6 separate regions of the Mus musculus genome follow, and all the other regions are linked to region 1. A link is a loop called in an ENCODE intact Hi-C map of the cell type or tissue named here. Cell type or tissue: heart. All regions are shown on one strand.

Region 1 (5,000 bases):
AGCAACCCATGGTGATTTTTAAAACAACACTATTTTCTTGAGGGTGCTTCATGGGGCCACTCCAGTGCGATCTGGTTTGTTAATTGAAGATTAACATCGGATGTGGCTCAAGTCTAGAGGTTACTTCCTCTTCCTTTGATGTGGGGGGAGGGGGGGTCGCTTTTCCCACCGCCTGGGAGTTTTCCATAGAAAAATGGCAATTCAAACTCTCTGCACCTTAGATATAAATTGGAAAGGTGGCTGGAAGGGTGGAGTGCTCCGCTCCTGTGAGGTTTTTTTCATGGTCTTGACCTCAGGTTTTCCCCTAATTTTATCAAACCCTGACCTCCGGCTCTGGTCCGGCTCTCCTGGAAGATCCCGGGGCCTCGTGAACAAGCAGCCACCGCAGGAAACAAAGGCTGGCTTCATAACCCTGGCTTATCTGTGTCTTTGGTCCACAGCCCAGGGCTTCGTAAATAATTGTTTTCTGGTGTGGGTTTTCCAGGATGCAAGCCAAAGGATTGTTGGCCTTACTGCACTGTTTGTGCTGTTTGAGCTCCACGCCTGTCAGGACTGTCACCGTCTTTGTCCATCGCTGCCGAGCACTTGGTGGTGTTTGGGAGAAATACAGAATGAAAACTTCCTACTAAGTCAGCCTGTTACATGTAGTAGGTTTACATAAAGTGCAAAAACAGACCCAGTGGTCAGAACACACACAACTGGAGTTGTTAAAAACTGTTTATTGGATGGCTAGCCGTGGGGGGGAGGGGGGTGCACATTTTTCATCCCAGCAATCAGGAGGCAAGGGCAGGGGAATCTCTGTGAGCTCGAGGCCAACTTAGTCTACAAAGAGAGTTCCAGGACAGCCAGGGCAACCCAGAGAAACACTTTCTTTAAAAACAACAACAAAAAAAAGGAACAAACAAACAAAAAAAAGGTTTTCATTTTTTTATTTTGTTTTTCTCTTGAGACAAGGTATCAATTGTGTGTCCCAGCCTGACCTGGTCCCTGTCCCCAGTGCATGGCTCAAATGTTTTCTCCTTTTTTTTTTTTTTGTTTTTTTTTTTTGTTTTTTTCGAGACAGGGTTTCTCTGTGTAGCCCTGACTGTCCTGGAACTCCCTCTGTAGACCAGGCTGGCCTCGAACTCAGAAATTTGCCTGCCTCTGCCTCCCAAGTGCTGAGATTAAAGGTGTGCACTACCACGCCCGGCCAAATGTTTTCTCCTTAAAGTATTTTACTCCTTACTATTTGTGCTAGTTAGGTGTTTGTGTGTTTGTTTCAACTCGACACAAGCCAGAGTCATCTGAGAGGAGAAAACCCTGTTGCTGCTTCTTTATGAGTTTTCTCTTTTTGATTGGTGATTGATACGGAAGGGCACAGCCCACTGTGGGCGGTGCCACTCCTAGGCAGGCATATCTTGATAGCATAAGAAAGCAAGCTTTGGGGAGCAAACCTCCTCCCTGGTCTTGCTGGGCATCAGTTCCTGCCTTGAATTCCTTTTATGATGGACTATCACCTGTAAACTGAAGTAACCCTTTCCTCCCTGGGTGGCTTTTGATCAGTGTTTTATCACAACAACAGAAAGCAACCTAAGATGCTATTTTAGTTTCTGACTTCTGTTGCTTTTCCAGGATGTATTTGATCACCTTAAAGGATTATACTAATATCACTTTTATGCAGAGGGGATGACCCCTTTCAGAGATAACCTAACCTAAAACCAGGAGAGAGAGAGAGAAGGGGATTCATCCCTGAAATCACTGCATGTGTAAGAAGCCCATTCCTGGGGTTCCTGGGTTCCCCTCACTTAAACACTCTTGGTCATTTTGTTATCTGACCTTTCAGACGTGGCCGTTGGCCACTGGGTTTATAAAATGGTCCAAAGCCTAGAAGTTGAAAGTCAGCAGCCCTTTGCCACTCGGACCCTCTTCCATTTGTATTGGTTACCCCGGGTTAACCCCAGGTTACCTCTTGCTGCCTCTCAGTGCTTCTTCTCAACAAGCCCATTTAGCCAGCTGCCTTGTGTGTATTTACAGTAGTTTGCAGTGCCCAGCCTGGTCCCCAATCTGTCCCCAGCCTGACCGTTGTATGTGACCACCTCGCACGTAACCCGGCTGCTGCAAACCTGGCCTCCTGCATTGCTGGTCCACACCCATCTCCTGGCCTGGACCTCTGCTTCCCAGGGCTTCCAAGGGGCAGCTTCTCAAATACCACCTCTATGATGCCTGCTTACTCTGAATTAGAACTAATCGTTCCCACTTGTGAATACTGTCCAAGCTTTAACAAACCACTTTGCCTCAGTTAGACCCTTCTTGCACGGCACCTATTTTTACTGTTGTCACAATTCCTTATTAGCTGGCGTTCTAACCTTGCAGACAGTTCCAATGAGGAAACAATGACTTTCACAGCCTCAGAGTCATTATAGCCTGAAACCTGAGTCCCCACCCCACCCCCACCCCCACCCCCACCCCCACCCCCGCGCCCAAGCTGTTGCTCTCTCCCACATGTTTGTTGCTTAGCAGCAAGCACAAGTCTCAGGTGTTTTTCTGAATACTTTACAGTATATATCCTTTAATTCCTTACTTTATAGGTGATGCCATGAACCAAATCTAAATAGGTGTATTCCAGAGTCTCTTGGACTCCTGTGTGTGTGTGTGTGTGATATGTGTATATACACACATGTACAGGTGACTGCAAAGACAAAAAAAAGGAAGGAAGGGAGAGAGAGAGAGAGAGAGAGAGAGAGAGGCGAGGGATTGGATCTCTGGAGCTGGAGTTACAGGTGATTGTGAACTGCCAATGTGGGTGTTGTGTACAAAACTCAGGTTCTCTGAAAGAGCAGCAAGTACCCTTCATCACTGAGCAATCTCTCTGGCCCTCAGCCTTTCTTTCTACTGCTTGGTAGTTAATCCAGACTGTGGTTTGGTGAAATTTACTCAGCAACTGAATTTAGTTGGACCTTCTTTCACTGACCTGTTAAAATCAGTTTGATGTCTGAGTCCCTCCCATTCCAGTACAGAGTACATCACTCCCCTGGTCGACTCTCGAGCACCCATGCCATCTAGTGGTGCAATGAGAAAATTGCAGGGTTTTCTAGTAAAACTGGAGGAAGGCAAGCATTTTAGTTGTTGTGACCCTCAGGGGCACGCTGCAGTGAAAAATGACTGTGTGATACCCACATCTTTAACAGATAATGTAACAACTTCCATAAAGATACAGTTGTGGTCCCAGAGAGACAGTTCAGCAGTTAGGACTCACACTGTGTGCTTTACCATCACGTATGTAACTCCAGCTCGAAGAGAGCTAACATCCACTGATGGCTTCCAAGGACCCCTGCACACATCTGCTCGTACTCATACTCAGACACAGGAATAAAAATAAAATAAAAATTAGCGGGGAAAAGAGATGCGGTTGGCCCTCCATTATTGTTAAGTCATACGCCGTTAAGGTGGAACTGTCTCCCCTGAGTACGGCTTATGACGATTTTGGCATTGCAGAAACCAGCAATTTATTGGCCTCCGCTTTTCTTGTTCTAACTTGAGTGTCATAACTAAGTCTAAAATCTGGACATAGCTAACAGATTGGATTAATCTTGGGGTCCATCTGCTTGCTGTTTCTAGGGCTTCCATATTTCACTCTTAGGAAATACTTTACTGTTCTTTAGTTGGGAAGACATTTATTTTATTTATCATTAGTTAGCTAGTTAGTTAGTTACTTTTCCGAGACAGGGTTTCTCTGTATAGCCCTGGCTGTCTTGGAACTCACTTTGTAGACCAGGCTGGCCTCAAACTCAGAAATCCGCCTGCCTCTGCCTCCCGAGTGCTGGGATTAAAGAAAGGCATGCGCCACCACGTCCGGCTGGGAAGACATTTATTGACTTGTTTTCCAACGTGTTTATTATCTTCGGGGCTGTTAAATGAGAGTTCCCATGATTCATTTGGGAGTCTCGGGAAGGCCACGCGCTCTTCCTGATGCCCTTCACTCTTAGCTGCATGTCAGACACACAGCTGGGAGCCCTTACCTGCAGACCAGGGGATGGTAATGAGAACAGTGAGCTGAGCTCAGCTGGAGGACTTGCTCACCGCTAATTTCCTGGTATCGTGGGCTCTAGGCCTGCTTTATATAAACAGCTGTCTTCGGTCTTTAAACACCTCAAAAGGTGATTTGTGATGAACCGAGCTGAGGCTTTGTGCTCCCCCACCCCCTTGTTCAGTGTGCCGTGCAGGGGCCACCTTCTCTCTTTCTCGAAGCTTCTTTCACCTAGCAGCAATTGCAGGCTTGTATGTTTATCAATTCCCAGGGCTGTGCAGAGTGCCTAAAAGGCTATTCACTTAATACTCTTATAATGTCCCCTTGTATCTCCATCTTCCAAGTGGAAATAAATAAGGCTTAGAAATAGAGGAACTTGCCTAGATCTATATAACTAGTAACTCATATAGAATGTTTGTGGATATTTTGTTTCAGTTTGGGTCATGGTCTCACTATCCACATTTCACCTCACTATCCTGCCTGGCATGGAATGTGCCTTGTAGAGCGGGCTCTCCAGCTCACAGAGGTCTGTCTGCCTCTGCCTCCTGAGAGCTGGGATTGGAAGTGTGCACCACTACATCTAGCAGAATGTTGGTTTTTATTAGTATCTCCTTTGGTGTATTCAGCATAAAAGCAGAGGCTGGCAGGATGGCTCAGTGGTTAAAGCATCTGCCGTGAAGACTGACAACCTGAGTTTGATGCCCAGAACCCACGTGATAGAAGAGACTCACCACCCTGTCTGTTCACCATGGCATGTGTGCACCTACACATATGTACACATGGATACAGAATAAAACATAAACTGCAACAAAAATGTCTTAAGGAAAAGCAAGGGCTGGAGAAATGACTTAGAGCCATTGAAGAGTGCCTGCTGTTCTTCCAGGGGGCTTCTGTTTGGTTCCAAGTACCCATGTCAGGAGGTTCACAAATGCCGGTGACAACAGCTCTCGGGGATCTGACACCCACTTCCAGCCTCCAATGGCACCTGACATAC
Region 2 (5,000 bases), 120 kb before region 1:
TCCCAGAAGCCTAATCTCTAGCGGTGGCTGTCACCCGAGGAACAGCAGCTGAGGCTGACTTGAGCTCCACGTGCTACCTCACTCCGCACAAACGCACCTGAACATAAAAGAAAATCCTCCTGGTTTCTTCTCAGGGCTGTCACAGTGCAGGGCAAGCATGACCACCACAGATGACCACCCAGAGCTTAGAGAAGCCCTGAGGTAAGGCCTTGGATGCACTGAGAGGCCTGAGGAAAGGAGGGGGAGATGGGAAAGAAAAGACGTGTAAAGGATTCTTCAACCCAGCCGGAAAGATTCTGCCAAATAGTAATCTGTAGCCATTATGAAATTTCCAGGAAGGAAAAGATTAGCATGCAAAGGAGGCACAGATGTGACTGGAAAAGTTTCTGCTCTCCTCAGAGACACCAGCGTAGGCGCTCAGAACTAAGGGCTTGCATCAGAGCCTCAAAGGACCACTGAGGTCAGAGGGTCCACATCCCTTGTGTTATGGATGAGATGGGTGATGGGACAGATCTGCAGGGACCAATACAGAGTTACCCAATAACTGCAGATGTTCACAGTATCCTCTGAAGAGCCAGGTATAAACCAGGCCCATGTGCCCATTGGGACAGTCAGGGATAAGCCACAAAAGTTCTCTTTGAGTGACTGCTCTCTGGTAGAGGCCAGGGCTGACCCTGGCAGCACCTGGGTATAGAAGAAAGAACATTTCCCACAGCCGAGCTCTCAACAGGTTGTACTTGTGACCAGGGATGGACGCTGCATGGTGGGAACAGAACCTCCAGGCAGGAGATATGGAGAAAACCAAGGCGAGTTAAGGGGAAGAGAGCAAGAGGAACATGGCCACCTCTCTGTAGAAGACAAACAGGCCCAGGAAGTGACCCATTAGGACCATGGGCTGCGGTGAGATGGCTCAGTGGGTAAGAGCACCCAACTGCTCTTCCGAAGGTCAGGAGTTCAAATCCCAGCAACCACATGGTGGCTCACAACCATCTGATCACGAGATCTGACTCCCTCTTCTGGTGTGTCTGAAGACAGCTACAGTGTACTTACATATAATAAATAAATAAATCTTTAAAAAAAAAAAAAGAATGGAATGAAATTCCAGATTAATTAAAAAAAAAAAAAAAAAAAAAAAAAAAGGACCATGGGCTGCAGTTGTATAACAAACTGAGTCACCAAAAGAATAACTTTAATTATAGGACCATACAAAAGACAGATAACCTATCTGGGCGGTGGTGGTGCACACCTTCGATCCCAGCACTTGGAAGACAGAAGCTCTGTGAGCTGGAGGTCAGCCTGGTCTACAGAGCAATTTCCAGGACAGCCAGGACTGTTACATCGAGAAACTCTGTCTCGAAAACAAAACAAAACAACAAAGCAAAACAAACAAACAAACAAAACCAAAAAAAGGTAAGCAGTCTCTGAGTGAGATTTCTGGACCTCCTCCCACTGGGTTAGGACCCGGAGAGGATAATGTATTTATATGTAATAGTGTAACATGTGGCAGGCATGTTACAAGTATACAAGAGAGAGATGCTTGGGAAATGATGCCTGTGTCCCCTTCTGTGGTAATCTACTATGCAGGCATATATGTGTATTCTACTTCTCTCTGTGTGTGTGCACGCATGTGCCATGGCATGTGTGTGGGGGCAGAGGACAACTTTCAGAAGTCTGTGGTTCGTTAGGATCAAATCCAGGTCCATGCTTGGAGTCAAACAGCCTTACTCCCTGAGCCCCCTCACCAGCCCAATCTATTATACTTAATAAGTGTCTCCCCCACTGTGTTTCATAACAAAGGAGTTATTTTTTCCAAATAAGACACTGGTCTGGCATTTGTGAGAAAAACTCGAGAACAAAGTGTCTGGTGAATGTTGTTTACTGACTGACTGCTTGTGAGCCACTTGCCTTCTTAGGGCTCCATGCCCCTGCTCTCTGGGGGCCCCCTCCGCGGTCCTCTCTCCAAATAACTGGGCCTGTGACCATTCAGGAGCTCTGGAGACAGGAGCAGGGTAGAGTGGCGGTATTTTCCCAGACACTGTGGAGCCTAGGTTGAGTTTCTGTTACAAGTGTCATTTGTGTGTATGAAAGGCCACTGGGACATGTAATTAGCCATCTCTTGAGCCTGTCTGATTTCACTTTTCACATGGAGGGTATGAGCATATACTGTGCTTGGCTGGGCTCAGCTGAAAGAATCAACGGGTGTCAATCGGTTCATCCGCTGAGTTTCTATCTCTGCTCTACCCCTGACTCCCGTCTGCGCCCAAAGGGCCAGATCAAAACCAGTCCTGTGATTTCTCCTAGCTCAGAATCTTCTGACACCTCCAATAAAATGTCTGTTGTTGTCCTCAGCCACTCCTTGAGGTCATTTCTGCCAGAAGATGGCGCCACGGACTCATGTTTGCCCGGAAGCGTGGGCGGTCGTTTGCGAATCAATCCCCTCTGCTTTCAAAGGCTGCAGGGAACTCACCTACTTACCAGCTGCCAACAGATTAATCTTAGAAATACTGCTGCTCATGCTCCCAGGGGGTGGCTGCACCGTGCGCCATCTCTCCCTTTGCTGACTCCGAGGGCATCAGCATGGTCTTTGGCCCGTCGTCTGGTTTCTGGAAAGCGCTAACGGTCAGGGATGAACATGTGCTGTTGTTACATAGTACCCACCATCAGCCATTTGCACGCTGTTCAGAAGGTACAAATGGCCACCGAGCTTGTCAATTGCCTAATTGCTGCTTGGGGGCGGAGGGGGGGGGGAGCAGATACAATTTTGCAACCTTAGATCTCTGGCAGCAGCTAAGCTAGAGAGGCTCAGAAAAGAGTGGTTTCTAGTTGTCTCAGGTTACTGTGAGCCAGGTCAATAGTGTGGAGAGGGATCAGGGCAGGGAAAAGAAAGGAAGAAAGAAAAAAAGAAAGAAAGAAAGAAAGAAAGAAAGAAAGAAAGAAAGAAGGAAGGAAGGAAGGAAGGAAGGAAGGAAGGAAGGAAGGAAAGAAAGAAAGAAAGAAAGAAAGAAAGAAAGAAAGAAAGAAAGAAAGAGCAAGAAAGGAAGGAAGGAAGGAAGGAAGGAAGGAAGGAAGGAAGGAAGGAAGAGAGAAAGAAAGAAAAGACCTTAGGCCAGCAGGCCCATGACTGGGATACTACCCAAAGACAGTCTAGGAGACAGAAAGAGGATCCAAAGTGAAAATTCCCCTAAATGATCCTAGGCTTTGATTTCTTCTCACATGTTAAAGAAACAGAAGAAGGGGAGGGAGAAGAAAGAGAGAAAGGGAGGAAGGAAGAGTGTGTCAGTGTGTGTGAGTGTGTGTGAGTGTGTGTGTGTGTGTGTGTGTGTGTGTGTACATCTGCTTGGGAGATAGCTCAGTCTGTAAAGGACCTAAGTTAAATCCCCAGAACCCGTGGTTTGTTTGTTTGTTTTTAACAAGCCAGTCATGGTGGCGCAAACTTGCAAGCCCCGTGCTGTGCTGTGGGGAGGTAGGGAGGGGGGACCCCCGGGGTGGGGGTGGGGTGGGTCACTAGCTACCCAACCAGCCTACTCAGTGAGATCCAGGACAGTGAGAGACCCTGTCTTAAAGATAATGTGGGCCAGGTAGTGGTGGCCCACTCCTCTAATCCCAGCACTTGGGAGGCAGAGGCAGGTGGATTTCTGAGTTTAAGGCCAGCCTGGTCTATAGAGTGAGTTCCAGGACAGCCAGGGCTACACAGAGAAACCCTGTCTCGAAAAACCAAAAAAAAAAAAAATAATAAAATAAATAAATAAATAAATAAAAAATGGATAGCTCCTAAGAAACTAGAGACCCCCCTCATCCCCTGAGAAAGAGAAGGGGGAGGAGAAGGGAGAGGGGAGCAGGGGTAGAGCTGAAGGCAGAGAGGGGAGAGGAGAAAGAGACCTGGGCTGAAATGGGTATCATTAAATAGTTCTGATTCAAATATATCAGCTAGCTCTTCTTCCATAAAGAAACCCAGTGGTTCTCAACCTGTGGGTCGTGACCCCTTGGGAGACACACTTCAGATGTCTTCCATATCAGATATTTATACTTTGATTCATAACAGCAGCACAATTAATTATGAAGTCATAATTAAATCATTTTATAGTCAGGAGTCATACAACATGAGGAACTGTATTGAAGGGTCACAGCATTAGGAAGGTTTCGAGAACCACTGAAGTAAATAATTTTAAGATTCAAGTAGAAAATCCCAAGGCATCATTGGACCTTCGTTTCAGGAGTCCTGCGTCTCCTTGGCATATGGAAGCACTGGGCACTTCCTAGCTGTCATGCCGGGCATACTGTGGACAGATTCTGACATCTTGAACGTTTGGTCGTGGCCTCAGCAGAGCCTTTAAGATGAATGTGTGTGGGGTCTGAGGAGATAACTTGGTGGTTGAATACCTCCCTGTGAGCTCCAGGACCTGAGTTCGGATCCCTGGCAGCCGTGTAGATGTTGGGCTGAGAGGCAGAGACAAGAGGACCCTGGGGTTTTACTGGCCTGTTAGTATAACTCATCAGTTCTCAACCTTCCTGGTACTGTGACCCTTTCATACAGTTTCTCAGGTTGTAATGACCCCCCCAGCCATACAACAATTTTTCATTGCTGTTTCATAACTGTAATTTTGCTAGTTATGAATTGTAATGTATATATCTGTGTTCTTAGGAAACCCCTGTGAAAGGATCATTCTACCCTCCCCCCCCCAAAAAAAGAGTGAGACCCACAGGTTTGGAACCACTGGTGAGTCCAAACAGCTAGCTCCAGATCCCGTTAGAGACCCTGTCTCAACAAATAATGTGAAGAGTGATAGAGAAAGGTACTGGCCTAAAGATACTGGCCTCCACAGCCTTCATGTGTGCATGTATGTGTGAGTGTACCTACCACACACATACACACACATGAACATACATGCACACACACATACACACATGTACACACACATACACACACATGCACACACACATGTACATACATGCACACAATAGACATACTCACATGCACACACAACTGCATCAGTTTCTGA
Region 3 (5,000 bases), 72 kb after region 1:
GTAGTACGTACCTTTTGTTTCAGTACTAGGAAGCAGGCAGGAGGATCTCCTGCAATTTTGGGGCTAGCCTGGTCTACATAGTGAATTCCAGGCCATCCAGGTATGCAGAGTATGATGGCAGCCTCAAAATAACAATGCAATAACAACAAAATAATAAAGTGATTACTAGATCATTCCAAATTATAATCTTTACATGGCTCATACACAGGTTACACTTCTCAAAGAAACTGAAAGCTCAGTAACTGATAGAACTTGGTCAAATGTGGATAGTTTTTTTAAAGTCTCTCAAGTGTTAAATCCAATACATTTGGAATTTTAAGTATCTCTCCTAGGAGATACTGACCCTGTACAGTTTCTCCATTCTGCTCAACCCCCTTCCGCCCCCAACACCATGCAGGAGTTTAACACTGAGCGTGCCTCCCCACCTTTGTGTTTTAGTCTAAAGTTTTTTGTTTTTGTTTTTGTTTTTTTTTTGTTTTGTTTTGTTTGATTTTTTTTTTTTTCGAGACAGGGTTTCTCTGTATAGCCCTGGCTGTCCTGGACCTCACTGGCTGGCCTCGAACTCAGAAATCCGCCTGCCTCTGCCTCCAGAGTGCTGGGATTAAAGGCGTGCGCCACCACGCCCGGCTAGTCTAAAGTTTTAAGACAAGCAGAGAGTCTGTTTTCCCATCAGACTACGGTCTTGTCACCATTGCTTTCAGGGAGACACGTGTGTCATCTGTGCTGTGCAAGGACTGTCACACTTAGACTCACTGCTAGTGGAAATGTTGAATGTAGGCTTTCTTGAACAACTTGTCAGTTTGTCTCCTCTGGTGTTACTCTATTCCAGATTCTCTTGAATAAAGGTAGTTTTTAAGGAGAAGACCTGATTATTTTAAGAGTTTGAACTTTCTCTCATTAGGAGGGGTAAGTGTGAGTGCATTGGCTTTGAATGAAGTGGAACCATCAGCAGGTTAAGGGAGGCTCTGGCCCGTAGGTTGCCAGGAGTTGACACTGATTGAGCGAATTTTGGTCAGGTCCTGCTATGTACACTTCTTTTCTTCAAAGAACAGAGATGAGGTAGAAGGTTAAATCTGTGTGACTTTAATATTGTATGCAATGCAGAAAGATACAACTAAATACTTGCCATGCAAGGGAGACACCAGGATCAAGAAGGTGGTTTGGGGCAGGGTGGAAGTGTGAGGTGGGGGCTTGGGGGTGTGGGGTTAGGAGGGGCTAGAGAGATGGGTAAGAGCACTCGCTGCTCTTCCAAATGTTGTTCAATTCCCAGCACCTACATGGCAGCTCACCACTGCCTTCTGTAACTCCAGTTCCAGGGGAATCTGATGCCCCCTTCTGGCCTCTGTGGGCTCTGCATGAACATGGTACTCAAAAATACAGGCAAACACCCAAACACATAACACAAATAAATTTTAAAAGAAACGGCTTAGTGGGCATGATGGCACACACCTTTAATTCCAACACTTGTGATGCAGAGAACAGGCAGGTCTCTGTGAGTGTGAGGCCAGCCTGGGCTACAAACAGATGCCATATATTCTTAAATTTTTAAAATTTGGCATTAGTAAGTCAGATGTGGAGTCACATATGTATTCCAGGCAGAAGGACGGAGTTTCATTATGTAACTAGCCTGGGCTACATAGTGAAAGAGGGGTAGGGAAACAGTGGGGTGAGAGGGCTCAGCAAATCAGTAGCCCGAGCTATACAGCAAGTTCCAGGTCAGCCTAGACTACATGGTGTCTCTAAAATGAACGAATGAATAGTAATTTTTAAAAAGAACCTTTTGTTTTATATACGATGCTTATTTGTTTTATGTATTAGAGGTCAGAGAGCAACTTGCCAGAGTTGGTTCTCTCCTTTGACCATGTGGGTCCTGGGGCTTGAACTCACGCTATCAGGCTTGGCTCCTTAAGAATCCTTTTTTTTTTTTTTTTTAACTTCCTTTTTTCAGCCATCATTTAGTGTACAGCAATAATTTGCTTGTTTGTATTGCTATATAATATTCTGTTTGTGTATTTACTTTAGAAATATTTAGGTGCTTTCCAGGTTTAAAGGATTTCATTTATTTTATATTATGTGTAGGAATCTTTTGCCTGGCCTCTGTCTATGCACCGTATGCATGCAGTGCCTTTTGAGGCCAGAAGAGGGCATCAGATTCCCTGGACCTGGAGCTACAGACAGTCATGAGCTGCCTTGTGGGTGCTGGGTTCTCTGTAAAGCAGCAGTCAATGCTGTTAACTGGTGAGCTGTCTCTTTAGGCCCTAAGGGAGGACATTATTTTTATCTATCTATCTGTCTGCAGTTTCTCCTCCCTCCTCTCCTCCCAGTCCTTACCCCCATCCCTCCTCCCGACACCCATTGTTCCTCCCCTTCTCTTCAGAAAAGGGGAGACCTTAAGGAGGACATTTTTTTTTCACACAAGGATCGTATGAGATCTGTCTCAGAGAAGACTGGGTTATAGACAGTTAAAGGGTCTTTCTTACATTCCTTCAGTTTAAGCCAGGCAATGGTAGTACATGCCTTTAGTTCCAATACTAGGGAGGCAGAGGCACAGGCACAGGCAGGTGGATCTCTGTGAGTTCCAGGACAGTCAGGGATACACAGAGAAACCATGTCTTAAAAAACTGGGGGGTGGGGGGATGGGGGGGTGAGGGGGGACGACGACAAAGTTTCTTTAGCCTAAAATATCTAATATGTCAAATATAGCATGGTGTGGGATAAGCAAAGGGATTGCCTCCATTTTGGAAGCGCTGAATCTAGTTGGAAACTTCCTTCTCTTAGGCTGTCCCAAATTCCAACCCCTTTCACAAAGGCGTTTCTCCCCTTAGTCTGTTCCCTCCTGCTCAGTGTGCTGAGCTCAGCTTGTTCAGCTACAGAGAGATGGCTTATACGCCTGGGTTGAAAAGCTTTGAAGAAATATGTTAGATAAAAAAATTAACAATATTATGCTTTTTGATAAACATCAGTTCTGCTTTTATTTGTTTTTGATTTTTTTTTTTTTGAGACAGGGTTTCTCTTTGTAACCCTGCCTATCCTGGAACTCCCTCTATAGACCAGGCTGGCCTTGAACTCAGAGATCTGCCTGCCTTTGCTTCCTGAGTGCTGGAACTAAAGGCATGAACCACTACTGCCGGATAGTTCTGCTGTATTTTATTTCAGACAAGGTCTCATGCAGCCCAGGCTGGCCTCAAATTTAGTATGTAGTAGAAGTTAGCTTTGAACTTCTGGTCTTCCTGTTTCCACTTTGCAAGTTCTAGGATTTCAGCACACACAGCTACACCTACCTGGTTTGTGTGATGCTGGGATTAAACCCAGGGCTTTGAGCATGCTAAGCAAGCTCTCTACCACCTGAGCTACCTCCTCAGCCCATCAAGTCCTTTAGTATTTTATAATTTATTTGGTTTTCCAAGATAGGATTTCTCTGTGCAGCCTTGCCTGTCATGGAACTTGCTCTGTAGACCAGGCTGGCCTCGAACTCAGAAATAGATGCCTGCCTCTGCCTCCCAAGCACTGGGACTAAAGGTGTGTTGGCACACTGCCTGACTTCTTTTTTATCTTTATTTTTAAAGATTTATTTATTTATTATATGTAAGTACACTGTAGCTGTCTTCAGACACACCAGAAGAGGGCGCCAGATCTCATTACAGATGGTTGTGAGCCACCATGTGTTTGCTGGGATTTGAACTCAGGACCTTTGGAAGAGCAGTCGGTGCTCTTATTCACTGAGCCATCTCACCAGCCCCAATTTTTTATTTTTAAGTATGTGCATGTGTGTATGTGTGTGTGTGTGTGTCTGTGTGTGTATACAGTGCCTGTAGAAGCCAGAAAAGACACAAGAGCTTGAGACAACATGCTAGGAACAAGAATAGAATAAAAAGAGGGAAATGGCAAAAAGCAGGATGAAAGTGAAACAAATCAGCAGGATGTTAGGTTCTCTGCTCAGAAGGACTGACAAAGGAGCAGAAGTTTGAGATAATGATCTGCTGACAAAACAGGTCAGGATCAGGAAGGGAGAGATACTAACACCAACTCTACTGATCCTAAACTTTCTGCAATAAATTATGCTGGAGTTTAAACATTTCCCTAAATGCTCTCCAAACTTTTTTTTTCTAGTTTAAAATGCAGCATTCTATGTGCAAATAACTTCTCTAGTACTTAATTACATTTATCATTCACATCAGACTCGCGTAATGTAGAAACTGGGCCTAAGGAAGTAGTGTAGAAGGAGCATTTAGAATAAATGAAAGATCTCAGTCATTTTTCTGCTAACAATGCACATGGCACTAAAGACGTTGGGCTGAACTACACGGCCTTCAAGTTTCTTGGCAGCTGAAGTTCGGTGTGTATTATTGAAGTCCAGTGTAAGCTACTGGGAAATGGATCAGTTTAAATCCAATAGATCCTACTATGGAATTGCAGCAAAGTTTATTGTGAGGCTTTTGGGTCTCAAAAATTGAAGTTTAGGTCCCTTCCCAGGGTTAAGGGAATGTACACACCAGTGCTCCTAGGATGGGTGACGGCGTCAGCCCCTGAACATCAAACGTTGCTTTGTATTTTGAGACAGAATATTTGTGTTTATCAGGGTGGGTCTCCAACTGAGGGCTCTGCTCAAGTCGTGAGATTACAGGCTACCACACAGCAAATGGTCAGAGCAAACCAAACGTCCTGACTCTAAATGTGCCTTGCTGTCACAATGTACACATTCCAGCTCTGCCGACCCATATCCCTCTGCATCCTAAAGCTCCAAGCTTTTTCCTTTCCAGAGCTGGGAATACAACCCAGCCTCTCCCAGGGAGCCACACCACAGCTTCTCTTCTCCTTTAGCAAAAAGTCACTTTAAACTATTTGTATGTAATTAAGTTGTGCCTGCGTGTGAGTGCGGTGCCCTCGGAAGCCAGAAGAGGGTATCAGATTGGAGCTCCTGGCGCTTGAGAGACGCCGAGCACGGGTGCTGAGCCTCGAACTCGGATCCTCTGGGAAGCAGTGCCTGCGCACGGCAGTCT
Region 4 (5,000 bases), 76 kb before region 1:
AGGAGATATTACTAATAAGAAAGTCTGTGCTGGTTAGTATGTCAACTTGGCACAAGCTAGAGTCATTTGGGAGAGGGAAACTTAATTGGATAAATGTTCCCGTCATACTTGAATGTGGGCAAGCCTGTGGTTCATGCTCTTGACTAAGGATTGATGCAGTGTCTCTGTGGGCGGTGCTACTTGTGGGTTTGGTGGTCCTGGATGCTGTATTAAACAAACAAACCACACACACACACACACACACTCACACACACACACTCACACACACTCTCACACTCACACACACTCGCATGCACACACACTCACACATACACACACACTCACACACACACACACACACACACACACACACACACACACACACACACACACATTCTCTCTGACCAGCCAGGAAATGGTACTCCTCAATGATCTCTCCTTCCTGCCTCCAGGTTCCTGCTCTGACTTCCCTCAGTGATGGATTGTTGGCTGTGAGATAAAATAAACTCTTTGCTCCCAACTTCTCTATTAACCTCACAGGTTCATCATGGGAGGCCAAGGAGTACATATGAAAACTTTTGAGCAGACCACAAATGTTATACATGGTCAGAGGAAGTCTCTTCCTGTCCAGTGTAGTGCAGTAAATACACGGTCAACTTGGTTCAGCATGGTGTTTAAGGAACATCATCTTTCTTCATTTTGTTTCAATGCAAATACTGTTCCTCAAAGCAGCACCAAGTCCCAAGTCATTAAAGACCCCTGGCTGTAACTGAATAAGAACATCTTATTAACACATCTTATCCAGGAAACAGAAACACTTGGGGTCTGTTGGGACTAAGAAGCCCAGAGGGAGAAGAAAATAATCATAATAGAGAAAAATCTAGCCAGTCTGGGAATGCTGGCTCAAACCTATGCCAGCCAGTCTGGACAGCATAGGAGTGAGGCCCATGTTTGTCTGGACTGCAAATGAGACCCCGTTTCAAAACAACCCAAACAAAAATGTAATTTAAAAGGCAATAGTTCCATATGTCATTTTTCTTTCTATTCGAATTTATATTCTGAGGTTTAGAAATTGTCCAAACTCATCTAAATTATAAGACAAATTCGGACGCAACTGTTATTTTACACGGGGTTAAAATGAAATTGTAAAGTAGACTGACTTTTCTTTAAGTACATTTTAGAGTAAGTGCGGGAGTCCTAAAGGCTTTCCAAAACCACTCTCCCCTCTCTCACTCCCACCCTCCTCCCCGCATGCAATCAGGAGGATTCCTGGAACTTGCTAAAGGCAGTTAGTGACAAAAGCTAGATTTCCGTCAGCGGCTTTAATTAAAGTTAGCTTTTAGCCTGTGCCCTCGTCATGTGCCAAAGATTTAGATCGGGATTAGCAAACGCTAATCCACGTGTAAAAGCTCTGTAGGCTCCATACGGTACCCCCCCCTCCCCCCGTTAGCCCGCCCTCTTTAAATGTACGTATCGACTCCTCTGGGTTATCCTTAATTAATTTCAAGAGCTGTGAACAAATTCCCATCGTTGGTGTCTTCTTTCATCAGCCTAACTTTTAAGCAGGTAACCCCCAAAGTCTGGCCTCGCACAGCAAGCCCTGGATAGCCCCTGGTCTCACTTCTACTCTCTCTACTTTCTGAGTTTAGTTCTCACATTAAAAACTTAATTAGCTTGAAGCAGTGTTAAAACGTCCCCCGCCCCCCAAAGTAACTGCTAATTTTAGGGCTCTCTAAGATGATTTTGAAGCCAGGGCTGGATCTGATGAGACCAGAGAAGATAAGAACAGTCTCCAAATGTGGGTGGTAGTTGGGGGGTGGGGGTTGTCGCCATAGGATGCCTCCGGGGGCGCTGACAAGCCTCAGAAGTGGGAACTGGGTTTCCCTGAACAGGGCCTGGGCTGGTGAGCAAGGCAGGGGGATGGGCAGGGGCCATCAGGGGAGAAGTCTCCGGCCTTTCCACATCTCTCAACACCATCCCTCCACCCCAACCCCCTCCTCCGTGCAGAATCTTCAACTGGCCCGCAGGAGGGAGAAGGGCCCCGGGGGGCTGGCCGCGGCCAGGAGGATTGGCCTTTGTGGCCCGGTGGCCGGCCGTGGCGCGCAGGCCGAGGGGCGGGGGCTTGACCCCCAGGTGCATTGTCCAGCGGGGCCCTCCCCCTGTCCCCGGGGTCGCCCAGGCGATCTCAGCGTGTCCCTCCGCCAGCAGCGCCGACCTCGCCGTGCGGGGCCCAGGGGCCAGATGTAGAAAGTAGTCCCCGGCCGGCCAGGCTGTCCACTGCGCCGCCCTCTACAGCCTCCCTCCGCCCCCGGCTGGACGCGGCGCGCGTGGTCCCCGCGGCCTGGCGCACTCGCGGGGCTCCGTGCGCCTGCAAGCGGCGCGTCGCCTTCCCACGCCGGAGCAGCGGGTTGCAGCAGGAGCTGCGGGTCCAGGAGAGCAGCGGGAGCAGCGGGCGCGGGCGAACAGCCCGGGAGCATGCCCGCGCAGCCCCGCTGAATGGCGCCTCCCGTGCGCCCGGGGATGCTGCCCCTGCTGCTGTTGCTGCTACTGCCGCCGCTCGGCTCGGTTCCAGGTGGGCGCGCTTCCCATGCGAGTGTGCGCGACCGTGCGCGGGGAGGGGGACGGGCAGGGATGCCCCGGGTGGTGGGGCTGGCCAGGGTTCTCTCCGGATGCGCTCTCGGAGCGCTCCGAGGCCGAGGCCGAGTCTCCCTGGATCCGCTGACCACTAGCCCAGTTCATGCCATTGTCCGAGCTGCGGCCAGCTGGGGGCTCCGCGCTGCCTCCCCGGCCGCGGCCGCACGTGGTTTTATTTATATTGTTTCCTGAGTGGCAGCCTCTCCACGCAGGGGGGCGCCGCGGTTGCGCGCCGTTTCCAGGGTTTGCAGTGGGGTTCCTCCAGGTCTCGGTGGCCAAGCGGGGCGCCCCACGTTTTCGAAGCTCCAAACTGAGCAAGAAGATGGGAGGATGAAATTGCAAAGAGAAAGTTGTATGGCCCATTTATGCCCCAAGAGAGGCAAGGAGAAAGGTGTCTGAATAGAACTTACTTTCTGTATGTAGGTCTTTGGGTTCCCAGCTAGAGGTCCCTGAAATCTCTAGATTAACCTTGCACAAACTTGCATAAATTTATTTATTTCCCTTTCTGCAGTCTTGGTTTCTTCAAGGACAGGAAAATGTAAAGTGAATATTAGGGAAAGGAGGGTCTTTGACGAGAGGGGCTTGAGTTATTCATTTATAAGTTACCCTCACTGGTCTCTTCCTCCTTCTCCTTCTCCCCTTCTTTCCCCTCCTCCTTCTCTTCTTTTCTTTCTTTTTTTTTTCTTTCGTATCTTTTTTTTCCCCCCCTGGAGGAGTTAGTTTCAGTTAGCAAGAGAAAGGATCAAAGTGGGATGCGGCTCAGAAACACAATGGGCGTCTTCCGGAGTGGTGCACGCTGCAGGGCTGTTGGGGTAGCTGCCCAAGGCAGACCTTAGGGGAAGTCTGGAGCCCCAGACTCTGAGGTTTTCAGGATCTATCTTGATCAGAAACAGATAAATCATTACTGAGTATTTGTAACCAGGGCCTCGAACTGACCAGAAGAAATGTTTAAAAAAAAAAAAAAAAAAAAAAAAAACAACTCCCACCAAGACCCCCACTTTTTTTGTTGGCTCAAATCAACAAGCTTTTGCTCTGATGGCAGGAGTGCTTTATTCTGGGGGACCTGGGGCTTGTGTATGCTTGGATAAAGCATTTCCTCTGCTCTGATAAAAATGTGTATTGGTTGATTAAGCAATCTCCTATCCTTCTTAGACAGTAAGGACCAATTAGTCACGCATTTTTTTTCCAACAGTTGGTAGCACTAAAAAAGTGAAATAAAGGTTTCCTAACCCGATCACCCACTGAGTACAAGCGGCAAGTTACCAACTTTTCAAAGTCTATTGTGTGCCCTTTAAATACCTAGCTGGCTTGGCAGAAATGAAGTAAATGGATTTCTTTTAAGGAGTGGAGACAGCATCCCTGCTGTAAAAGGGCAGATAGGAAAAAAAAAATGCAAACTTGTAATTTGTCACAAAAGATAAACGTACTTCCCAAAGGAGTAGGTGCCGGGTTTCCCAAAAACACTTCAGGGGACAAGGAAATAAACTTGCTTGTTCACAGAGTTGGAGTTTTGCTAATGATTTCTTGTAAAATTAGACTTTTATGACTTAACCCTGTTCAAGATCTTTTTGACAAGCTTGTAAAGTAGCAAACAGCCTGTGCTAGTAGGTTCTGATGATTTTGGGTCTCTGGCGAGAAACCTGAGAACCAAATTTTTAGGCTGCATAGAGGGTATTAGAATCTTCCCATGTTTTGAGTTGTTGGAAGGGTCAGTGGTTATTAGGGTCCTTGGAAGTTGACCATTATGGCTGGAGAAACTGCCTTCTACCAGGAAGATGTGTTTTACAGTTGTGTGCTAAATGCTTCTATACCTGTAGTTCTGGATATACCTCTTTCTCCTTTTTTTTTTCCCCTTTGCAGGAGTGTGGAGCTTTAGCGAACTGTTTTTCATGAAAGAACCACAGGATGCAACAGTCACAAGGAAAGACCCAGTCGTTTTAGATTGCCAGGCACACGGAGAAGGCCCCATTAAGGTCACATGGTTGAAAAATGGAGCAAAATTGTCCGAAAATAAACGGATCCAGGTTCTATCTAACGGCTCTCTATACATCAGTGAGGTGGAAGGCAGGAGGGGAGAGCAATCGGATGAAGGATTTTATCAGTGTTTGGCAGTGAACAAATACGGGGCCATTCTTAGTCAGAAAGCTCATCTGACATTGTCAAGTAAGTGCTGAAATTCTTCTTGGTGGTTAACGGTTTTCATTGTTAGAATATATTTTCCGAAATTGACTTACAAATAGCACTAAAATCATGCATACATTAAGAATTTTACCAGAGAGGATGCTAGCTGGCGCTAAGGGATGCATGCAGAGAAATCTATGTATGTAAACTCCACAGGTTGGGAAGCAAACTCAAATCCGACTTTGGACACAGCGTGAAAGAAAACC
Region 5 (5,000 bases), 150 kb before region 1:
CAATATGAGATCTTCTATTTCTGTTTCTTTTTTTTTTTTTTTTAAATAACCTGTACATCTAAGACCTGGTACTAAAATAATTGCAATGAATGTTTCCTTACAGCCAGGCTGGGAAGAAAGAACCCACACAGATGGGCGAGTCTTCTTCATAAACCACAGTACGTGCTGCATGGCTTCTCTCTGGCAGTTGTTTGTAGTACTCAGGTGTGGACATGAGGAAGAGGAACAGCTCTTTTCTTTTCTTTTTTTTCCCTCTTAGATATAAAGAAGACCCAGTGGGAAGATCCTCGCCTGCAGAACGTGGCAATCACTGGACCAGTGAGTTCTGGAATCTGGTGCTCTGGGTCGGGGTGAAACTAGAGGAACACCCTCCTCCGGCCTCTCTTTTCTTTGAAAAGATAGTGTGAAAGCCTTTTTACCCTGCTCCTCAGGCTTGGACAGCCAGAAGCAGTCAGGGCTGGGCGCTGTGGGGGCTGGGGCAGTAGACTGCCCAGTCCAGGCAGGCTAAAGTAACACACAAGGCATCAGGAGCCCGGCTGGGGCGGGGTGAGTGGCACCTCCCTTTCATCTCCAGGATCACACCTTGAACTAGATTTTTAGTCAAAGCCATTGCAAAATGCCTACTATTTAAGCCTTATTCATGTTTTGTATAAATATTTCAGTGTCCCATAATTATGCTGATCTTGAGTTAGGTTAATTTATAGGAAACTCTGCCATATAGCTACTTGTTTTTGTTTTTGTTTTTTGTTTTTCTGAAACAGGGTTTCTCTGTATAGCCCTGGCTGTCCTAGAACTCACTTTGTAGACCAGGCTGTCTCAAACTCAGAAATCCACCTGCCTCTGCCTCTGCCTCCCAAGTGCTGGGATTAAAGTTGTTCACCACCACTGCCCAGCCTACTTTTTTTTTTTCCTTCAGATTTTAATACACAAAATTAATCAAAATTGGATATACAGGTTTTTGGGTTTTGTTTTGTTTTTTTAGTATCTAGCATGTTAGTGTGTACTCTTTAAATGATAAGTAAGTAAGGGAACTCCTGGGAGTCCATGGGAAACAATGTATTTTTCAATGTTTCCTTTAACGGAGAAGGCATTTTTTTCAGAAGTAGCATGAGCTGCGAATAGTGGCACATTGTGTTAACAACATAAGTCAAGTACGTTGATTGCTGTGACTTCAAGGCTAGCCTGGTCTACATAGAGAATTCACAGATAGCCAGTGATACATAGAGACTCTCTTTACAAAAGGAAAGAAAAGCAGCCGCAGAGACTGCTGAATGCTATTTTACTTTTAAGAGAAATTTTTTAAAAATTAAGTTTTCTGTTTGCTTTTCTTCATATGAAACTTCAATTTCCAAGTAATTCTTTGTTGTTGTAAATACTCATTAAAATATCCAGGGGGAGAATATAATGTTGTTTGGAATAAAAACGACCTAAACTTCCTTCATTTTTTTTTTTTTCAAATGTTTTCAACTAAAGGCAGTGCCCTACTCCAGAGATTACAAGAGAAAGTACGAGTTCTTCAGAAGGAAGCTCAAGAAGCAGGTGGGTGACGTCATAACAGCTGCTCACAGAAAATGGTGGTGTGTGTGTGTGTGAGTGTGTGTGTGTGTGTGTGAGTGTGTGTGCGTGTGTGTGTGTGTGTGTTAAATTATTTTCAGAGACCCATTTATTCAGCCTGTATGAGTGTTCTTCCTCATGCATACCTGGTCTGGTGCTTGTGGAAGCAGGAGAGGGGGCTGGGTCTGCAGCTGCAGTTCCAGGATGGTTAAGCTGTCCTGCGGGCCTGAATCTGGGTCCTGTGCAAGAGTAGGGAGATCTCTGAGCCACTGAGCCACCTCTTCAGCTCCATGATTTTTAAAAGATTATTACTTTTAAAGGCTGGACATGGTGATGCATGCCATTAATCCCAGCACTCGGAAGGCAGAGGTCGGTGCCTCTCCATGAGCTCAGGAACAATCAAGGATGTGTAGTGACACCTTTCAAAAAACAAAACAAAAGGAACTACAAGTTTAATTGTGTGTGAGTGCTGTAGCTGCCAAGGTGTCATGTCCGCTGTCCCTATAGGTGGTTGTGAGCTGCTTGCCATGAACCCTGTGAGCTGAGCTCAGGTCCCTTACGTGAGCAGTGCGTGCTCTTACCTGCTGAGCCACCTCTCTAACCCTGGGATGCGTGTATTTCAGATAACTTATAAGTAGCATGCTTACATTCCTGTGTACTTTTCAGGAGTCTTTGTAATTTAGAAAAAGATCATGGGGGCTAGAGAGATGGCTCAGCAGTTAAGAGCACTGACTGCTCTTCCAGAGGTCCTGAGTTCAATTCCCAGCAACCACATGGTGGCTCACAACCATCTGTAATGGGATCTGATGCCCTCTTCTGGTTTGTCTGAAGACAGTGGCAATATACTCCTATACATTAAATAAATAAATAGGAAAGGAAAAAAGAAAAAGGTCATAACACAGTTGCTGTAGTCTCTCTCCTCCTGTTTTTGTTCTTTGTAACTTGGTGATCAGGAGATTTTCTTTCTTGGTGTTTTATGTTTGATTGTGTTCCAGGCTTCTGGACCCTTGACTACCTTAGGTGTTAATAGCCATCTATTCTCAGCTTTAAGCACAATACATGTCAACACAATTTAAAAGTTAACAGTGTGGCTGGAGAGATGGCTCAGACCACTGACTACTCTTCCAGAAGTCCTAAGTTCAATTCCCAGCAACCACCTGGTGGCTCACAACCATCTGTAATGAGATCTGGTGCCCTCTTCTGACATGCAGGCAGAGCACTGTATACAATAAATAAATAAATAAATAAATAAATAAATAAATAAATAAATCTTTTTTTAAAAAAAAGTTAGCTGTGAACACAGTGCAGATGTATGGTATTGTTACTCATTTCCTTATGCTTGGCAGATACGTTTGTTACTCTTTCCCATGACCAAACTTCATTATGTTTATTATTAAATGCCCATCATTTGGTATAACTAGCATTTTAAATGCCTTCCTCGTGGAATGGTCCCTTCCTCCTTTCCCTGCAGTTTAGGGGCGAGGCCACTAGGTGGCAGTACTAGTTGTGCTTTTTTGAGGGGTTCCAAGCTGGTGACTTCCAGGGATTCAAAATGGTGGGTTAGATACCAGAGTTTTTCATTTACAAATTTAACAAAATGAAACACTACTTTTTTATTTTTAGTGTACATATTATATTCCCCAATAAAATTTTTACATAGAAAAGGCCTTTTAAATTCTTCAGAACTTTTTCCTTAAACAATAACTTTGTGTATAAATTTCTATTTTTAGGCATTGTGATTTTAAAGCATTTGATGAGGGATATGGGTAGATTGACCTCTTCAGTTCGAGGCCTGCCTGGTCTTCATAGAGTTCCAGGACAAGGGTTTCACAGAGAGACTCGATCTCAAGTTAAAAAAAAAAAAAAACCACAAGCTTTTTAAAATAAGGGAGCTTGGGCCTGGTTGTGCACACCTTTAATCCCAGCACTCAGGAGGCAGAGGCAGGCGGATTTCTGAGTTCGAAGCCAGCCTGGTCTACAAAGTGAGTTCCAGGACAGTCAGGGCTATACAGAGAAACCCTGTCTCAAAAAAAAAAAAAAAAAAAAAGAAATCATACCACTTCCACACTGGATATGGGGATGCATAACAATAAGTCCAGACTGGGTGGGTTGGGAGTGGGCTTTGAGGGTTTCTAGGCTACCCGGAGCAAGTGAATGGCAATCCTGGATGACAAAAATGGACCCTGTTTCTTAAAGCAGGGTGGGGAAAGAAAGTTCAGTACACCTAAGTGGGGTTGTCCTGGTGGCCTTACTTAAAGGGAAAGGGTATCGGTGCCTGGTGAAGTGTGGGAAACACACTGGGCTATTTTAAACATGTCTCTCTCCCTGGCTCTGCAGACTGACATTCCAAACAAATTTGAAATGAAGCTTCGCCGCGCAAACATTCTGGAGGATTCTTACCGGAGGATTATGGGTGTGAAGAGAGCTGACTTGCTCAAGGCCAGACTCTGGATTGAGTTTGATGGTGAAAAGGGCCTTGACTATGGAGGGGTTGCCAGAGAGTGGTTCTTCCTCATCTCGAAGGAAATGTTCAACCCTTACTACGGCCTGTTTGAATATTCTGCTACGTAAGTTCCTGCTGCCTCAGCCTCCTCATTTGCTAAGACTCAGCCACACGTCCTTACACTGTTCATAAATACTTTAAATGGCTGTGCACTAAATTATAGTCTCCAAAACTAGGTTACATGTTAGAAAGCATGGGCTACGTGATCGGGGCCACAAGGAGATATTTCAGAAATAGCTTTTTAAAGATTGTTTTATAGGACCTGAAAATTGTATATAATGTACATAGAAATTACCATTTTAACCTTGTGTGTGTGTTGTGGATTGCACGTGGTAGGCAGGCCGTCCTCCACAGAATGCCCACCTCACAGACCTCTGTAAGCACACACTTGGCTGGCGTTTCAAGTGCTTCCTGTATTGTTGATCTCTGTACCTTTCCCATCCTCCTGAATAATTCTACATTCATTAAACACTTTTCCCACCATATACAGGCAGCCACCAGTCTGCTATTCTCTGTGCCTCTGACTACATCCATACATTAGATGCATGGGACCATACAGCACTGGGCTGAAGTGTATGGATTATGTCACTTAACATATGTCAAGTGACATTTCCTTGGAAAACATGAACAAACCTCTCTTACCAAAGATAGGGTACCAAGAACAGACCAACCTTTTATTCTTACCAAAGCCCAACATGGAAAACCAATGGGCTAACTTGAAGAACTTTTGAGACATGTGGGTGAGGGACTCTTCTGGCATCAGGCATGACTCTTGGGCAGCAGAGAAGCCCTTCCTAGCATGGGTGAGGCCCTACAAAGGCTGTGTCCCTGGAGCTCCCTGCATGACCACAGGAGCTCTGTTGGTCAGAGTCTCTTCTCCCCTGCTGCTGCTTTACCTCACCCAGGGGAGTGGCTTTGTAGATCTTTTACGTTTTCATAACTT
Region 6 (5,000 bases), 210 kb after region 1:
TCTCCTGTGGCCCACCCGAGACCACAGAGCAATTTCTGGGAAATGCTCAGCCAGGCTACAGTGGTGTACTATGTGGGGACCTGGGCACTGGTGCCTTTAACGGCTTGAGGCTGGCAGAGCCAGGTGCCAGGCAGTTCTGGTACGGCTCCTCCCTCTTGAGAGGCTCTCAAAAGTGTGGAAAGGAAACTGAGGGGCCAAACACCACAAGTCTGACTGAAGTGCTGAAAGGGATGCTGTTTTGCAAGGGCATAGGAGGAAGTCGGCCATGAGGCAATAGAGGCCACAGTTCTTGCCCGTGCTTTTGAGAAGTGAATGTAAAAGTAGGGCAGGGCGGTCAGAAGAGTCTTTCAACAGGATGTCTCAAGCACCCGGAGAGTGGAAGGGCCAACCTGGCCCACTCTAGGCCTTCATCAGATCTTTCCTTGTTACAGCATGCTGGGTCTCGGGATCCTGTAGTCTGCCCAGCATCAGAGAGCCTGGTGTTGCTTTCTGTTGTACGAGGATCTGAGCCATGCAGGGACTGTCTTTCCCTGTGTCCAGCACACACGTGCCACGGAAGAGGTCACAAAGATGGGCTCTAATGAGAAACGGTTTTAACTGATGAGGATAAAGGAAATGCCAGGAAGAGAGAGGGGAGAGATAGAGGCTGTCCATGCTCCTTTAGTCACGGAAGATAACTGGCGCTGGGAATAAACCCCTTTGCCATTTTTATTCCGAATGGAGAGAGCCATGGAAACTGTGAAAGGGGTTAAAGGACAACTGAATGGATATACTTGTGTGCTGTGCACATAATTGGCCACAGATTTGAGAACTCTGTCCCCCCTGCTGGTCGCTGATGAGGGAAGGCACTCCAAGTTTCTGCAACAGAAGCTCAGTTGAAAACCTTTATTCAGTGTCAGTGATAGATGCATCGCCACAGACCAGGCTATGGATTTCCGGGGTCTGAACTCGGCGGTGCTCCGTGATAACTCAGAACTAGGGAATGTGGTCTGAATTTGGTCTCTGATCGTTTGATCCCTTGTAAAGAAATTAATGGGGGCCGGAGCGATGGCTCCATGATGAAGAGCGCTTGTCAACTCTTGTAGAGAGCCAGGGTTCGATTCTCAGCACCTATTCAGTAGCTTACAACTCCATAACTCCAGATCCAGGGGACCCAATGCTCTTTTGACTTCCTCAGACACAAGGCACGCACACGGTGCACACATAGACACACACGCAGGCAAAACACTCATACACATAAAAATAATACAATTTTAAAAGAAATAAATTAATGTATTATTGTGCATACATTGAAACAACATAAGTAAGCTACAACCAAACACACAAGACTGACTCCTGGAAGCCACTTCAAGGACGCAGCGTCCAGCAAGACTCGCCATCAATTCTGGATCCACATGTAAGCCAAATGCCTAGACACATTTGACAAAACTCTCTAGAGATCATCATTGTCATTCTGACGACTTCTACAGTGCTGGGGGCTGAACTCTAGGCCTTGCACATGCCAGACAAGTGCTTTCTTAGTGAATATATGAATATATGTATATATGTGTGTGTGTATGTATATATATATATACACACACACACAGTTGGGAGGCAGAGGCAGGTGGATTTCTGAGTACGAGGCCAGCCTGGTCTACAGAATGAGTTCCAGGACAGCCAGGGCTATACAGAGAAACCCTGTCTCAAAAAACCAAAAAAAAAAAAAAAAAAATTTTGTTTAAACTATGTTTGTATAGATGCAACTACCCAGAAGGTCCACCATAGATATCAGAGGCATTATGTCTCTCTGGAGCTGGAGTTACAGTTGTGAGTGCCCGATACCGGTGCTGAGAACTGAACATGGATCCTCTGCAAGGACAGTAAGGCACACTCAACCTCTGAGCCATCGCTTAATCCCTGGCAACTTGGTGTTAAGGTTCCAGTTTTGTCAATAAGTAAATAATAGAAGTAATTTTTAAAATTAATTTATTTTTTATTTATATGAGTACACTGCAGCTATCTTCAGACACACCAGAAAAGTGCATTGGATCCCATTACAGATGGTTGTAAGCTACCATGTGGTTGCTGGGAATTAAATTCAGGATGTCTGGAAGAGCAGTCAGTGCTCTTAACTGCTGAGCCATCTCACCAGCCCGTGATGAATTTGTTGTTGTTGTTGTTGTTGTTTTTCGAGACAGGTTTTCTCTTTTTAGCCCTTGACTATTTGGAACTCACTCTGTTGACCAGCCTGATACAAACTCAGAGATCTGCCTGCCCCTGCCTCCTGAATGATGAGATTAAAGGCATGTGCCATCACCACCCACCCTTTTAAAAACACATCAAAATATTTGTTGTCTCCAGGAACTCCCAAGTAACTATTAAGTGGCCATTTGTTAGGTGGCTATATCAACCAACCATTTTTCATACCTCTAGCAAGAGCTCTCCCTGGCAATGCTGCTTTAGCGCCATCTTGTGTACATAAGGGATAGTACCAGCTTTCTATGGTGAAAGTAATGGTCCTTTTGAATTTATGTTCAGGTACCTGGACTTGTTCTCAGATAAGAATTTGGAAAAGAAAACATAAGCATCAGACACACCTTTAATCCCAGCACTCCTGAGGCAGAAGCAGGAGGGTCTCTGAGTTCAAGGCCAGCCTGGTCTACAGAATGAGTTCAGGACAGTCAGGAGGGCTACACAGAGAAGTTCTGTCTTGAAAACCAAGCCAAACCAAAAGACCAAGCTGCTCTGGAATGTGCAGAACTGGTGCCTCTGGCATGCTGGGACTGCAGGCATGCACCACCACATCCAGAAAGAATGCTGTTACTAAGAAAAGCCTCTCCATGTCTGACTGTGCCTATTTTGTTTGTTTGTTTGTTTGTTTGTTTTGTTTTGTTTTTTAAAGATGTATGAGCTGGGCGTGGTGGCACACACCTTTAATCCCAGCACTAGGGAGACAGAGGCAGGCAGATTTCTGAGTTTGAGGCCAGCCTGGTCTACAAAGTGAGTTCCAGGACAGCCAGGGCTATACAGAGAAACCCTGTCTCCAAAAAACCAACCAACCAACCAAACAAAAAAAGATGTATGTATTTATTTTATTTATGAGTACACTGTAGCTGTCTTCAGACATACCAGAAGAGAGGGCATTGGATCCCATTACAGATGGTTGTGAACCACTATGTGGTTGCTGGGAATTGAACTCAGAACCTCTGGAAGAGCAGTCAGTGTTCTTAACCACTGAGCCATCTCTCCAGCCCTGACTGTCTGTGTTAAGTGTTGTACCTGTGTCTGTCTCAGGCCCTTAGCACCATGACCTCCAGTTACTGCTCCTTTTCACGGATAAGAAGGCTCCAGAGCTATGTGGGGAGCACAGTGCTTGCTCTACAGCTTAGAATACTTGCTGTTTCCTGACTGTTCAGTACTGACTCTCCTAGAATTCACGAACATAGACCAGGCTGGCCTGGAATTCACAGAGATCGGCCTGCGGCTGATATCGTGTGGGGCTCTGTGACCAATCCAGAGTCTGTTGTTGCTTTTGGTTTTGAAGCAGGCTCCTGTCAGATGGTTCTGCGGTCCAGGCCAGCCTGGCACTTTGCATACGCAAGTCTCGGCTTCCCAAGTGCGTTTAACACAAACTAACAAGCAAACAAACAAAAGCATAACACGGTAAGCTGAGAGGGGTGGTGCACATCTGCAGTCGGAATACTGGACAGGCTGAAGCAGGAGGACTGTGAATTTGAGGCTACCTTGACTACATAGAAAATCCCAAACCCATTTGAGTTACCTAGTTAAATCCTGTCTCAAAAACCAAAAGGTTGTGGGTGTTGCTCACTCATGGATCCAAGAGGGTGTTTCGGTTGAACAGGGGCTATAGGGTGTGTGAGAACCTATGTAGGAATGCAGGGCCAGGCATAGTGATGTACACCCGAAAGCCTAGCTTGGGAGGTAGAGGCAGGAGGATCCTAAGTTTAAGGACAGCCTCACAACACAACAAATTTGAGGAAAGCCTGGGCTACATTAGACCCTGTCTCCAAAAAAAAAAAAAAAAAAAAAGGAGAGGAAGGGAGAATGGGAGGGGGCTTTAATTTCTCTGGTGTTGGGAGTGTTAAGTTTCAACACTGCCCCCTCCCCACCCCACCCCTACACAAAAGCAGACCTGGCTTCCAGATTCTTCCAGAATCTCTCAGTCCCTTCCTGTGTGGTGGCATACACCACCCTCTACCCTGAACTCTCCAGCCCAGGGACTCTTCCCTACATAATCCAGACATTTTGGATACCTGCTCCACTTTTGTACCTTTGTCCTCCTCTCTCCCTCCCCCCCCACCACACACAGCTCAGGGTCATGACCACTCTGGACTCTCCCAGATGCCCCAACCTTTGGCTATACTCTCTCCTGAGTGTATAATAAACTTTCTCCTCCACCACACCCATGAGCAGTCTTGTCCTTTCCTTCCTTTTTTTTTTTTTTTTAATTTTTTTTTATTCAGGGAGCACAGAGGTTCTTGCATCAACAGATCATTAGGGAAACCAGGGATGTTAAGCATACAAAAGATTTCTTTTCAAAGAAAAAGATGTACCACCAGTTTTTCACCCAGATAGCTAGCTGTGGATGTTGCTAACGTCCTGATGGCCTTAGCTACCTGTAGAGCCAGAACACACCCAAATACCACAGAATGTTTATCCCAGACACTCCCTCCAAAGACCTTTTATTTTTCGGTTTCTCAATCAACGGGATACATATACTTTATAGACCCAAGGACGTCTACAGTTTGATGGAGACATATCAGATCCTCCCCTAGGCACCTAAGCTACTACATGGAGCCTATCTCTGGAGCCCGTCTTCTTGGAAGAAGTAACATATACTTTGAGTTTGAGGTTTTTTTTTTGTTGTTGTTGTTTTGTTTTTTCTGAGACAGGGTTTCTCTGTGTAGCCCTAGCTGTCCTGGAACTCACTCTGTAGACCAGGCTGGCCTTGAACTCAGAAATCCACCTGCCTCTGCCTCCCAAGTGCTGGGATTAAAGGC

What was found. Peaks named below come from ENCODE experiments on the same cell type or tissue, not always from the same donor. Only the 100,000 strongest peaks of a DNase experiment are listed, where the experiment ranks them.
Region 2: a loop joins it to region 1, with 8 times the contacts of the local background. A loop is called at or near these places in 40 of 42 quality-filtered maps.
Region 3: it touches region 1 in a loop (2.1-fold over the local background); 10 of 42 quality-filtered maps call a loop at or near these places.
Region 4: a loop joins it to region 1, with 3 times the contacts of the local background. A loop is called at or near these places in 10 of 42 quality-filtered maps.
Region 5: a loop joins it to region 1, with 10 times the contacts of the local background. A loop is called at or near these places in 2 of 42 quality-filtered maps.
Region 6: it touches region 1 in a loop (2.8-fold over the local background); 8 of 42 quality-filtered maps call a loop at or near these places.

The regions. Positions count from the first base shown.
Region 1 is chr9:72,881,117-72,886,116 of GRCm38, forward strand. The region is part of intron 11 of Prtg (protogenin); the gene reads left to right. Among named protein-coding and RNA genes, the nearest start is that of Pygo1, 42 kb to the right of the region's middle. In heart, a CTCF peak has its summit at 3,059 (motif pointing left); a DNase peak (open chromatin) is centred at 425; H3K27ac peaks cover 1,459 bases.
Region 2 is chr9:72,764,490-72,769,489 of GRCm38, forward strand. No RefSeq gene overlaps it. Among named protein-coding and RNA genes, the nearest start is that of Gm27204, 12 kb to the right of the region's middle. In heart, a CTCF peak has its summit at 2,370 (motif pointing right); a DNase peak (open chromatin) is centred at 2,412; H3K4me3 peaks cover 643 bases; H3K27ac peaks cover 2,851 bases.
Region 3 is chr9:72,953,607-72,958,606 of GRCm38, forward strand. It overlaps a transcript of Dnaaf4 not described here. Among named protein-coding and RNA genes, the nearest start is that of Dnaaf4, 2.7 kb to the right of the region's middle. In heart, CTCF peaks have their summits at 1,354 (motif pointing left), 2,132 (motif pointing right) and 3,630 (motif pointing right); no DNase peak of the experiment used is centred here; H3K4me3 peaks cover 658 bases; H3K27ac peaks cover 352 bases.
Region 4 is chr9:72,804,982-72,809,981 of GRCm38, forward strand. Prtg (protogenin) reads left to right here and starts at 2,293. Exons shown (of 20, transcript NM_175485.4): 1 at 2,293-2,551; 2 at 4,474-4,776. The coding sequence starts at 2,476. In heart, a CTCF peak has its summit at 2,804; no DNase peak of the experiment used is centred here; H3K4me3 peaks cover 4,143 bases; H3K27ac peaks cover 4,892 bases.
Region 5 is chr9:72,731,119-72,736,118 of GRCm38, forward strand. Nedd4 (neural precursor cell expressed, developmentally down-regulated 4) reads left to right here. Exons shown (of 24, transcript NM_001357998.1): 11 at 104-158; 12 at 260-318; 13 at 1,474-1,539; 14 at 3,892-4,121. Among named protein-coding and RNA genes, the nearest start is that of Nedd4, 40 kb to the left of the region's middle. In heart, a CTCF peak has its summit at 3,043 (motif pointing right); no DNase peak of the experiment used is centred here.
Region 6 is chr9:73,089,508-73,094,507 of GRCm38, forward strand. The region is part of intron 5 of Rab27a (RAB27A, member RAS oncogene family); the gene reads left to right. Among named protein-coding and RNA genes, the nearest start is that of Khdc3, 10 kb to the right of the region's middle. In heart, a CTCF peak has its summit at 2,450 (motif pointing left); no DNase peak of the experiment used is centred here; H3K27me3 peaks cover 405 bases.